2 separate regions of the Homo sapiens genome follow, and region 2 is linked to region 1. A link is an interaction called in ENCODE POLR2A ChIA-PET data of the cell type or tissue named here. Cell type or tissue: GM12878. All regions are shown on one strand. Links, peaks and the distances in the headings refer to the core of each region. The heading gives the core; the rest is flanking DNA.

Region 1 (7,818 bases), core at 2,259-6,258:
GCCATGTAAGAGCTCTGACAGGGAAGTACAAGGGAATTAATGGATTGATGTGGGATGCAATATACAACAGAAAGCATGTGGTTCTACTAGCTTTCATACATGTAAACAACACCGGAATGAGTATACCAAATAGTTCTATCACCCCAAAAAACTCCCTGATTTTATCCCTCTGTCACACCTTCCTTTATATGTAAGCTCTGGTAATCACTGATCTGTTTTCTGGCCTTATAGTTTTATCATTTCAAGAATGTCATATAAATAGAATCATATAGTGTGTGTAATGTTTTGAGGCTAACTTATTTAATTCAGCATAATGCTCTTGACATCCATTAAATTTGTTATGCCTATTAACGGCTCTTTCCTTTTTATTGCTGAGTGTTAATTCATTGAATAGATTTCCACCATTTGTTTAGCCATTCGCTCACTGAAGGACATTTGGGTTGTTTCCAGTTTTTGGCAATTATGATTAGAACCCCTATACACATTTGGGTACAGATTTTTTTTCTGAAGATAAGTTTTCATTTTTCTAGGGATGTGGTTCTTCACTGGGGACTATTTTGCCCCCACCAAGGGATATTTGACAATATCTAGAGACTTGGGGTGGGGGCAGTGCTACTGGCCTCTAGTGGATAGAGGCTAGGGATGCTGCTAAACATTCTACAGTGCATGGGTCTGTGTATTAGTCTGTTCTTACAGTGCTATAAGGAAATATCTGAGACTGGGTAATTTATAAAGCAAAGAGGTTTAATTGACTCACAGTCCAGCATGGCTGGGGAGGTCTCAGGAAACTTACAATCATGGTGGAAGGTGAAGGGGAAGCAGGTACGTCTTACATGGCAGAAGGCGAAGGAGAAGCAAGATATCTTCTTCACAAGGTGAAGGATGGTAGGTAGGAAGGAAAAGGACCACAGGAGGAAATACCTAGCACTCATAAAACCATCAGATCTTGTGAGAACTCACTATCATGAGAACAGCATGGGGGTGTGAACCCTGAAAATTTGAGACAGGTCTCAGTTAATTTAGAAAGTTTATTTTGCCAAGGTTGAGGACACACCTGTGACACAGCCTCAGGAAGTCCTGATGACATGTGCCCAAGGTGGTCAGGGAACAGCTTGGTTTTATACATTTAGGGAGAAATGAGACATCAATCAATATACGTAAGGAGTACATTGATTCCATCTGGAAAGGCGGTACAACTTGAAGCAGAGGTAGGAAGACTGGAAGGGGGAGGGAGCTTCCAGGTGACAGGTAGGTGATACACAAATGGTTACATTCTTTTGAGTTTCTGATTAGCCTTTCTAAAGGAGGCAAATCAGATATACATCTATCTCAGTGAGCAGAGGAGTGACTTTGAATAGAATGGGAGGCAGATTTCCCCTAAGCATTTTCTTTTTTTTTTTTTTTTTTTTTTTATTATACTCTAAGTTTTAGGGTACATGTGCACATTGTGCAGGTTAGTTACATATGTATACATGTGCCATGCTGGTGCGCTGCACCCACTAACGTGTCATCTAGCATTAGGTATATCTCCCAATGCTATCCCTCCCCCCTCCCCCGACCCCACCACAGTCCCCAGAGTGTGATATTCCCCTTCCTGTGTCCATGTGATCTCATTGTTCAATTCCCACCTATGAGTGAACATGGGAGAAAATTTTCGCAACCTACTCATCTGACAAAGGGCTAATATCCAGAATCTACAATGAACTCAAACAAATTTACAAGAAAAAAACAAACAACCCCATCAAAAAGTGGGCGAAGGACATGAACAGACACTTCTCAAAAGAAGACATTTATGCAGCCAAAAAACACATGAAGAAATGCTCATCATCACTGGCCATCAGAGAAATGCAAATCAAAACCACTATGAGATATCATCTCACACCAGTTAGAATGGCAATCATTAAAAAGTCAGGAAACAACAGGTGCTGGAGAGGATGTGCAGAAATAGGAACACTTTTACACTGTTGGTGGGACTGTAAACTAGTTCAACCATTGTGGAAGTCAGTGTGGCGATTCCTCAGGGATCTAGAACTAGAAATACCATTTGACCCAGCCATCCCATTACTGGGTATATACCCAAAGGACTATAAATCATGCTGCTATAAAGACACATGCACACGTATGTTTATTGTGGCACTATTCACAATAGCAAAGACTTGGAACCAACCCAAATGTCCAACAATGATAGATTGGATTAAGAAAATGTGGCACATATACACCATGGAATACTATGCAGCCATAAAAAATGATGAGTTCATGTCCTTTGTAGGGACATGGATGAAATTGGAAACCATCATTCTCAGTAAACTATCGCAAGAACAAAAAACCAAACACCGCATATTCCCCTAAGCATTTTCTAGCTTGAGTTTTCCTTAGTGATCCTGGGGGCCCAAGATATTTTTCTTTCACAGGGGAAACAGCCCCATGATTCAGTTACCTCCAGCTGGCCTCTCCCTTGCCACGCAGGGATTATAGGGACTACGGGGATTACAATTCAAGATAAGATTTTGGGTGGGGACACAGCCAAACCTTATCAGTCTGCGTCCCACAACAATGAGTTAGCCGGCCTGAGATGTCAGCAGTGCCAAGATTGAGAAACCCTGGGTAAATACCCAGGAGTACAATTGCTAGATCACATGGAAAGTATATGTTTATAAGAAACACCCTGTTTTTCAGGGTGGCTGTACCATTTTACATTTCCACCAATGCTATAGAAGAGTTCTAGTTGCTTCACATCTTTACCAGCAAACTAAGATGTTTTAAATAGATGTGTAGCAGTATCTTATTTGTGCCACTTTTTAAGGGTAAGAAAACATTCCCAGAAGCCCAAGAAGAATCCACCTGGTGTCTTATTGGTCAGAATCACATCACATACCTATTCCTAAGCAAATCGCAAGCAAGGAGAATGGAATTATTATTCACCATCTAGAGGACATGCTCTCTGGGGCTTCCTATCTAATTTCTTTATGTCTTCCCTTTATTTTCTCATGAAATAAAACAAAAAAGTACTACTTACAAGAAATCCCATACCTTGATCCTGTTCTTGAAAGACCATGCAGTGACACCTTCATTGTCAGTGGATTCAATAGGGGAGAAGTAAAGAAGAGGTCATTTCCCACACCCATTTCTGTTTCCAGGAAGAGTTATCGCAGTACCATAAATAAATCAATCCTCAATCTGCCATTTTCCCTTCTTCTTCCTCCCTCCAGGTATTTCTCCAGTAGGGCAGACTGGGAAATTAGATGGCCTCATCTCAGACCCAGGAGAGGGAGGAGGGAGTTGTCTACTGATTAAGCATCTGACAAAAATAGAATTCATTTTATTATTTTAGGGAGATAAAACAGTGCATTCAAATAAATGTTTCTTCTTTGTGGCATCAGACTTCATTGGTTTATAGGCTGTGCTTGGTTGGAAGAATGTGCAATTCTGAGAGTGTCCAGTTCAGCATTCTGGTATATTCACCTGCAAAAAATAGCACTCACTAGCACTTGAAGTTATTTCATAAATTACTTACAAAATGGGCTAAAGTATGGCTGGCTTTCACTTCAACCTTTCTTGGTAACTTAATTGGGAGAACTAAGCACAAATGGTTTCTAGAAGAAAATTCATAAAGAAGTCGTCTCTGAGTGGCAAAGAAGGGGAGGATATCTTACTGGTAAGCTTCTAAAGACCTTTTCATGAATGAAAGTCTGATAGGGAATAGTATTCCCAGAACAATTAATGAAAAGACAGTTTTAGGAGTGGTATCACTTAGTGTGACTGTAATTGTTTTAAAAAAAGTTTGCGGTTTTCTAAATTGTCTCAGCCAAAACAAGTAATTTTTTTTAAGGCATAGGCCTCAAAGCATATCCAGAGTGTTCAGAAAAGCTGGCAGTGCCATGAGCAAGAGAGATCCAGGTTCCCAAAGAGAAGAATGCACTAGCCTAACCCACCAGCAGACAGTACATTGGATCAACAGAAGCCACATAGGAGCTTGGACGAATGGGGCATGCCATAACAGCTCTGCTCCTCACTGGCTAGGTGTCCTTGAGCCACTTAATCATTCCACGCCTTAGTTTCTTCATCTAAAAACTGAGACAGTGATAATATTTACCACATAGAGTTGTTTGTTACCTGGGTAAATGCATATAAAGCACTTATTACAATGTCTGGTACGATATATGTGCTATACTTTTCACTATTAGCTATTATAATTATTAGAAAACAAGAGAGGATACATAGTATGAGCAAGAGTGTTAAAAAGCTAAAAGAGAGTCCCTCTCCCACCCCTAATGAGGACACTGCCACAAATCTCATGGATCCTGGTAGAGAATGTCTCCTCATCCACAAACAAAAGACCTTGTCTGGGGGTAGCTCACCTCCTCCCCATTATGAAGTTATTGCAGAATATATGATTCCATCTTCATCTCTTTTTTTGAACTACACCTTTACTAAAACCTTGTGGCTCCAGTGCTTAAAAGTGGGCTGGGCACAGTGGCTCACACCTGTTATCCCAGCACTTTGGGAGGCTGAGGCAGGTGGATCACCTGAGGTTAGGAGTTTGAGACCAGTTTGGCCTACAGGGTGAAACCCCGTCTCTACTAAAAATAGAAAAATTAGCCAGGCATCGTGGTGAGCACCTGTAATCCCAGCTACTTGGGAAGCTGAGGCAGGAGAATCGCTTGAACCCGGGAGGCAGAGGTTGCAGTGAGCCGAGATGGTGCCATTGCACTCCAGCCTGGGTAACAAGAATAAAACTGTCTCAAAACAAAAACAAAAACAAAACAAAACAAAACAAAACAAACAAACAAACAAAAAAACCCAGGCCGGGTGCCCTCACGCCTGTAATCTCAGCACTTTGGGAGGCCGAGACGAGCAGATCACCTGAGGTCAGGAGTTCAATACCAGCCTGGTCAACATGGTGAAACCCTGTCTCTACTTAAAAAAAAAAAAAAATAGCTGGGTGTGGTGGGTGGCACCTTTAATGCCAGCTACTCAGGAGGCTGAGGCAGGATAAGCACTTGAACCCGGGAGGCGGAGGTTGCAATGAGCCAAGATTGTGCCGCTGCACTCCAGCCTGGGAGACAGATCGAGACTCTGTCTAAAAAAAAAAAAAAAAAAAAAAAAATGTGAGGAGCACTGGGCTATCAAAGGGAGGTGCATCCCCAAGTTTCTGGAGGGTGACATACCTGGTAGAAGGCAATTTTGGTCCCTGATACAATAGAGATATGTGAAGGTTAAACTACCAAGACCTGGCTAGAAATTTCTCAGTTCTGCCAAGGGCTGGCCCTGTAACTGGGTTTTTGTGTGTTTCTTCTTCCCTCTATATAGTAGTTGTCTCAAATCAGTTGTTGATTGCATGGCAGTTTAAGGATTCAGTCTCCTCGCAAGCTTCTCTTGGGGATAATTTTAGGGGAAAAAACAAATTCTGTACCCTAAACCAAACTAAATGTGGACAAAATGGAAAATCTCTTCAGATAGGCAGCCAAATTTGTGGTAGAATTAAAGGGTCAGATGGGAAAGGAGTAAGGTGAGACAGCCTGGTCACAAGACTTGAACACAGCTGGAACCTAGAGGTAAAAGTAGCACACTGGTTTCAGGAAGGAAAGAGGGGAAGACAGGCCTCTCTCTACCAGTCAACTGTGCAATTCTAGGCACATTTGCTGGAACTGCTCCCAAAACAGGGCCTGAACCAGCTGAGCAACCCCAAGAGCTTCCAGGGAGCAAGAAATCTGGAGGAATCTGTAATGGGCAGAAGGTGAAATCTCATTAGAAACCTGTTTGCTTTTGTAACACATGACAAGCAGGATTTTGACACTTGCGAAGAAGCTCCCCAGAGCCTGGAGAAAAAGATGAAATCTGAAAAGGAAGAGAATGCTTCTTGCCTTTGGCCACATGTCCTAAGAGGTGTCTGAAGAGATATGTGAATCAATCATCTTGATTGCTGATTGATATGTGAGAGCAACCATCATAAGGCTTTGAAGATTCCCAAGAGAAGGTCCTTATTTTAGAAAAAATCTGACTACAGAAGGAGGAACAACAGGAACGTGTACCAAGTGTACTGTATTAGTCAGGGTTCCCTATAGGGACAGAACTAATAGGATATATATATATATATCTGAGTTTATTAACTTACGTGATCACAAGGTCCCACAATAGGCTGTCTGCAAGCTTGAGGAGAAAGGAGAGCCAGTCTGAGTCTCAAAACTGAAGAACTTGGAGTCCAATGTTTGAAGGCAGGAAGCATCCAACACAGGAGAAAGATGTAGGCTGGGACACTAGACCAGTCTTGCCTTTTCACATTTCTCTGCCTGCTTTATATTCACTCGCAGCTGATTAGATTGTGTCCACCAGATTAAGGGTGGGTCTGCCTTCCACAGCCCACTGATTCAAATGTTAATTTCCTTTGGCAACACCCTCGCAGACACACCCAGGATCAATACTTTGCCTCCTTCAATCCAATCAAGTTGACACTCAGTATTAACCATCACATGTACCAAGAGCTTCTAACAGGTATGTTGTTTTCCTTGACTCTTGATTGCATCCCAGCAATATACAGGGCATTATGGGAAGAAGTCCTTGGTTTCTCAGAATGGTACCAAGAAATAGATAGCATTGCTAGAGACTGAGGGATCAAGAAAAAATAATTTTTTCTTCAAAGTAACTCACTTCAGAAATTCCACCATAGACACTGGCATTACATAGAGGCAGACAAGCATTTATTTTAATATTGCCCAATAAGCCTCTGATCCCTGATACTTATACCTTTCTGCCCATACCCAGCAGCTTAAGCATTTCTTAAGAGTTTGAGGTCCCCACATACATCCCAAGATGGGTGTTGCCGTAACTACTGTGCAAAATCTGCTATACAAGTTATTATAATGCTTTAAAAATGTAATTCCAAGCTCAGTCTAATAAACTCTCTAAGACAGCATATACAAGTTTAGGGTTAATTTCCATTTTGACCACTGCAGTCATTCTTGATTGGGTTTCACCACACCTCAGATATGCCAGGAGCAGGCAGTTAAAAGGAGCAGGTAGAATTCTACACAGAACTCTGGGCTCAAATTACCCACAGTCTATGCAGTAGCCTTTGGGGAACAGGCATCAAGTTCTGTTTTGCACCACCTCTGCTGAGGTGGTAAGAGCACTGGATTTGAGGTCAGGAGGCTTGGATTTGAATTTCAGTCATACATACCCTCTTGGTAACTGGGTTCTTGTCAAGTGTCCAGGAAGAATCAGGTCACATGGACTTGAAGAGTGTTGAATGTGAAGACTTTATTAAGCAGTGGAAGTGGCCCTCAGCAGAAGGGGAGCTGAAAGGGGGATGGAGCAGGAAGAAGGCCAGGCTTCAGGGAAGCCATTTGTCCACAGATGGCAACTGCTAAAAGGGCATTATTTATAACGCACATCTTCTGGGGCTCCAGAGGTCATGGGCAACTGCTAGACACTGTTGCAAGCTGGTACAGGATTTGTTCCTGCCAGCATCTAAAGGCACTTGACCTGGCTCCTGCACCCACTCACCTGCGTGCTCCCCCTCCCTCAAGGGGTTTGAGGTCAATTTGAGCAAAATGAGTCCCCCCACCCACACCCTTGCAAGTCCCTTGAGGGAGTCAGGGAACTCTCCTGTCCTCCAGTCTCACTACTTCTCTGGGCCTCCTTTTCTCTTCTGTAAAACGTCATGGAAAATCGTGTGACAAGACTGAAAATTGTCAATGCTAAGCAATTCTGAAGTGCTTTTTCTGGGCATCAAGTTCCATTAGATCCCTTAGACTAGAGTATGGACCCTGGGTCACCTCCTTTCTCATTTCTTCCATTCCCACGCTAATGCTAAATAGT
Region 2 (5,123 bases), core at 1,124-5,123, 140 kb before region 1:
TCTTGACAGTAATATCTTTGAACATTTTCTGGAGTATTAGATATTATTCTCTTGATGCTTCAAGGTATCTTAACTTCACCATTGTATTGCGATATATTGTTTTGGAGAGACAGTATAATATAGGATTAAGAGTGGAGGCTAGGTGGGGCACAGTTGCTCACGCCTGTAATCCCAGCACTTTGGGAGGCCGTGGCAGGCGGATTGCTTGAGCCCAGGCGTTCGAGACCAGCCTGGGCAACATAGGGAAACCCTGTCTCTACAAAAAATACAAAAATTAGCTGAGTGTGTTGGCACGTGCCTGTAGTCCCAGCTACTCAGGAGGCTGAGGTGGAAGGATCGCTTGAGCCTGGAAGGTTGAGGCTGCAGTGAGCTGAGATCACACCACTGCACTCCACCCTGGATGAGAGAGTGACAGAGTGAGACCCTGTCTTGTCCGGAAAAAAAAAAAAAGCCTGTCTTGTCTGGCTCAGTCCAGGTGCTAGACTGTCTAGGTGGGATCCCAGCCCCTCTGCTTACTACTTGTATGACCCTGCGCAGATTTCATACTCCTCTGTGCCTCAGTTCCTTCAAATTTCTAAAATGGGGACAATAACAGTACCTGTCTCACAGGATTGTTAATGATCTAATACATGTACGGTGTCTGGCAGATAGTAAACATACAATAAAATGTAGTTACCTTTAATATTTTAATATATTATTTACTGTAAAAGTAATTTTAACATCCTATATAATAAAATTATAAATTACAGTTTTGCTGTACTATAAATTTAGTAGACTACAGGATCAATATACTAATCAATCAATACTTGCAAGCAATATTTAAATTCTTTAAAAAAATTTTTTTTGGAGACAGGGTCTTGCTCCGTAGCCCAGGCTGGAGTTGCAATGGCACGATCTCGGCTCACTGCAACCTCTGCCTCCAGGGTTCAAGCGATTCTCATGCCTCAGCCCCCCGAGTAGATGGGGTTACAGGCGTGTGCCACCACACCCGGCTAATTTATTTATTTTTAGTAGAGATGGGGTTTCGCCATGTTGGCCAGCCTGGTCTCAAACTCCTGGCCTCAGGTGATCTGTCCGCTTCAGCCTCCCAAAGTGCTGGGATTACAGGTTTGAGCTACCGCTCCCGGCCCTGCCACCACGCCCGGCACAATACTTAATTTCTAACTTACACCATAGAAAATTGGCCGGTGCGGTGGCTCACGCCTGTAATCTCAGCACTTTGGGAGGCTGAGGTGGGTAGATTGCTTGAATTCAGGAGTTCCAGACCAGCCTGGGCAACAAGGTGAAACCCCATCTCTACAAAAATTACAAAAAATAGCCAGGTGTGGTGGCATGCGCCTATAGTCCCAGCTACTGGGGAGGCTAAAGTGGGGGAATTGCTTGAGCCTGGGAGGTTGAGGCTGCAATGAGCTGAGATCATGCCACTGCAGTCCAGCCTGGGTGACAGAGTGAGACCCTGTCTCAAAAAAAAAAAAAAAAAGAAAAAAAAAGAGAAAGAAAATGGAAAACTCAGATTGAGAGGGTCCCCCAGTAGCCTATAGTACACCTACATATGCTAACATGGCATCTTAAAGCTCATTATTACAGCTGGCAAATCAAATCACTGTGATGTGCTCATCCTATTTCCCTATCAAGAAAACTCATAACAATCTGCTTCTGTAATTAGTGAGCCACAGACTCTAGGCCATCGAGATTTTCCACATTCCCTAATTGTCAAATGCTGAACCATACTTGTACTGAATAAGTTGTGATACAGTGTAAGCAAGGGAAAAGGCCTTATGTATGTCTAACCTACTCTGCAAATAGCTGCATTCTTACAAAGTTGTGTGTAAATTGAATTTTTACAAAGCATGTCAGCACTTTGATTAGTACATTTTTATTGTGTGCTTATTGCATATTCAGTGTTTCCTGTGAGCTATACAAAGAAGCATAAGGCATATGTTCCAATGTCTAGCAAGAGAAAGAAGTTTAATACCAAGCAGAGAGAAATTAGGTACTACTAAACTATGAAACTGATTCCAGGGTATTCGGAATTTAAAAAGAAAGTGGCTAGGAGTATTTGACATGATTTTTCATGAAGGAGGTGGGACTTCAGTTCATTTACTTACTCAACAGTGATTTATTGAGTAGCCACCATGTTCACTGGTGGTATGATAGTGAACAGAGCAGATATGGTCCTGTTTCTGTGGAGTTTACAGACTAGTGAAGTAATAGAACTTAAATATGTGCAAGAAAACATTCTAGGTGAGGGGACCAGTTCTAAACAAAGTCATAGAAATAAATGATAAGAGCATGGACTATATGGCAATCAGTGAAGGGACTTGCTTGATTGTAGTAGAGATTTTATGTTGGGGAGGAGCACTGCAAGTGATAGATGCAGACCATCTTTTGAATGCTTTGAAGAACTATTTAAGTCTGTCTAAAAGTCCTTTGGATACACTGTTCTGGAGAGGGTTTGGGGCTTTGGGGTCATACTGCCTTGGTTTGATCTCATCTCTACTCTAATTTGTTTAAGTTTAGAATTTTATAGTAAGTTTTCTCAGTGACACAACTCTATAGGCAACAAACTGATATTTACAGAGTGGTTGGGGTCAGTAACCCTTGTATCAGTTAAGCAATGTACACATGAAGTGCCAGTAGGAAGTCCAAGGAAAGGTTGGGAGAAATAAAAGGAGGTTAGTAAAGGAAAGAGAAATAAATACATTCTGTGATAGTTGGTAGAATGTCATCAGAAATGTCTTCAAGCAAAACAATACATTTGCCTGTCTTTTGTTTCTAGTTGCGTTTAATGGTAGTGTGTTTTCCTTGTCTAAATATGAGAAAGAGAAACTAAACTGCAGCTACTTGACGTGGGCATCTGAGAGCTACCAATGGTTGGCTTAGGTTATGTTCTACATTTGAAGCATCTGGTCAGTTTTAGATTGTCTTCTATATTTGAAGCATCTGGCTAGACCACTTGTGTCCCAGTTTTCTATTTTACCTAAACTCAACTTGGTCAGAAGCTTATGTAGTAAGTATTGTTTGTAACCTGTGTTAGTACTCTCTTAACATGGCTTAAAGCATGAATGGATTGTCAAATGAATACCTGTTATGACCTGTATTTTTTCTTGTTACCTTTGGATTTAATGTAAGTATAATAATGCTCTAAGAACATTTGACAGTATTGTTCAGGCACTTTTTTTTTTTTTTTTTTGAGACAGGGTCTGGCTTTATTGCCTAGGCTGGAGTGCAGTGGCACGATCACAGCTCACTGCAGCCTCAACCTCCTGGGCTCAAGCAATCCTCCTACTTCAGCATTCCAAGTAGATAGGACCACAGGCATGTGCCACCATGCCTGGCTAATTTTTAAAATTTTTTTTTTGTAGAGACGGGATCTTACTTTGTTGCCCAGGCTGGTCTTGAACTCCTGGGTTCAAGTGATTCTCCTGCCTCAGCCTCCCCAAAGTGCTAGGAGTACACAGGCATGAGCCATCATGCATAGCTGCTTATTCAGGTGCTTTTAAGAAATTTTTTCCACCAGAAAAGTAGAAATGATCATACCAGACTACCTTTGTCTCCTCCCAATCTTTTATTATGGTGATGTCCAACCTTGTTATAAGGAGGAGCTTCTTTTAATCTCAGAGTCATGAGATCAGGGCAGATACTGACAGTATAGTTCCTGAGAAGTAGTTGCTGGCTGTGCTGTTCTTCCTTTCCCAATGGGAATCTTAGCTGAGACATGTAGCAGAGAGAAGACATTATGGGGAGCCAGCATGGAGCTTTATAGGAGGTGAGGTGTCTAGATCTACCAGTAGATCCCGATTTGCAGGTTTGAGACTCCTACCTTATTTCATCCATGGCTGTTGCATTGTACAAATCTAGTGGGCAGCAGCCACAGTCTGTAAAAATTATGACATGGAATTACACAATGTGGCAGCCCTGGAAACTACCCAAACCACTTCTATTTCTAGTCCTGTATTCCCTTCAATACCTACTACATCCAGCAGCCGTGATAGTCCCAACACGTTTATCATTTGACTCTCTTTGCCTCCCACTTGAAGGCTCCCCTTTAATCCAACAGATAAAAATTACATCTTTGTCTAAGGATTTCAAGGTGTTGCATAAATTTTCTTATTCTATTTAAGTATACTCATCAAGAAAATGATAATAACTGCCTCGTCTAATTCATAGGTTTTTATCAGTATCAAGTGGAATAATGTATGCAAAAACTTCATAAATTAAAGAATACTACACAAATATAATATTCTTTTCAGATATATTATGTTGTGGAAAGAATACTGAATTCCAATCAGATGTCTGGCATCTCAGTTCTTTCTGCTATTAACAAACTGTGACTTTGGACAAATTACTTTGTGCTCTGGGGACTTTGTTTCCTTACCTATAAGAGGAAACTTATAATGCCACTCCTATCTACCCAGACACCTAAGAGCTACTTTTTCCTCACCTCCACATTCAGTCACCAAATTTGTTGTCTAGTTCTTAAAATTTCTTAAGTTGGTCCTGCCCTCTCTATCTCCATTCAGTTCCTAATCACTTCCCTTTTGGGCAGCAGCCTGTTAAAAAAAATTGTGGTAAAATATGCATAATATAATATTGACTATTTTAACCTTTTTTTTTGAGACGAAGTCTCACTCTGTCACCCAGGATGCAGTGCAATGGTGTGATCTCTGCTCACTGCAGCCTCCGCCTCCCAGGCTCAAGCAATTCTCCTGCCTCAGCCCCCTGAGTAGCTAAGATTACAGGCACACGCCACCCCTGGCTAATTTTTGTATTTTTAGTGGAGACGGGGTTTCACCATGTTGGCCAGGCTGGTGTCAAGCTCCTGACCTCAAATGATCCACCCGCCTTGGCCTCCCAAAGTGCTGGGATTACAGGCGTGAGCCACTGTGTCCGGCCCCATTTTAACCATTTTTAAAGGTACAAGTCAGTGGCATTGAGTGCATTCTCAGTGTTGTACAATCATCACTGTTATGCATTTCCAGATTTTTTTCATCATCCCAAACTGAAACTCTGTACCCATTAAATAATAGCTTCTCATTCTGCCTTCTCTCACCCCCTGGTAACCTCATTCTACTTTCTGTCTCTATGAATTTACCTATTCTAGGTACTTTTTGAAAAATAAT

What was found. ChIA-PET counts read pairs that join two places held together with the same protein. Peaks named below come from ENCODE experiments on the same cell type or tissue, not always from the same donor. Only the 100,000 strongest peaks of a DNase experiment are listed, where the experiment ranks them.
Region 2: POLR2A ChIA-PET joins it to region 1 with 5 read pairs; 3 of 35 experiments call an interaction of 5 or more read pairs at or near these places.

The regions. Positions count from the first base shown.
Region 1 is chrX:78,056,772-78,064,589 of GRCh38, forward strand. No RefSeq gene overlaps it. Among named protein-coding and RNA genes, the nearest start is that of PGK1, 44 kb to the right of the region's middle. In GM12878, for the core only: no CTCF peak of the experiment used is centred there; no DNase peak of the experiment used is centred there; H3K27ac peaks cover 372 bases.
Region 2 is chrX:77,914,892-77,920,014 of GRCh38, forward strand. All of the region lies in intron 1 of ATP7A (ATPase copper transporting alpha), which reads left to right. Among named protein-coding and RNA genes, the nearest start is that of ATP7A, 6.8 kb to the left of the region's middle. In GM12878, for the core only: no CTCF peak of the experiment used is centred there; a DNase peak (open chromatin) is centred at 2,862; H3K4me3 peaks cover 758 bases; H3K27ac peaks cover 1,102 bases.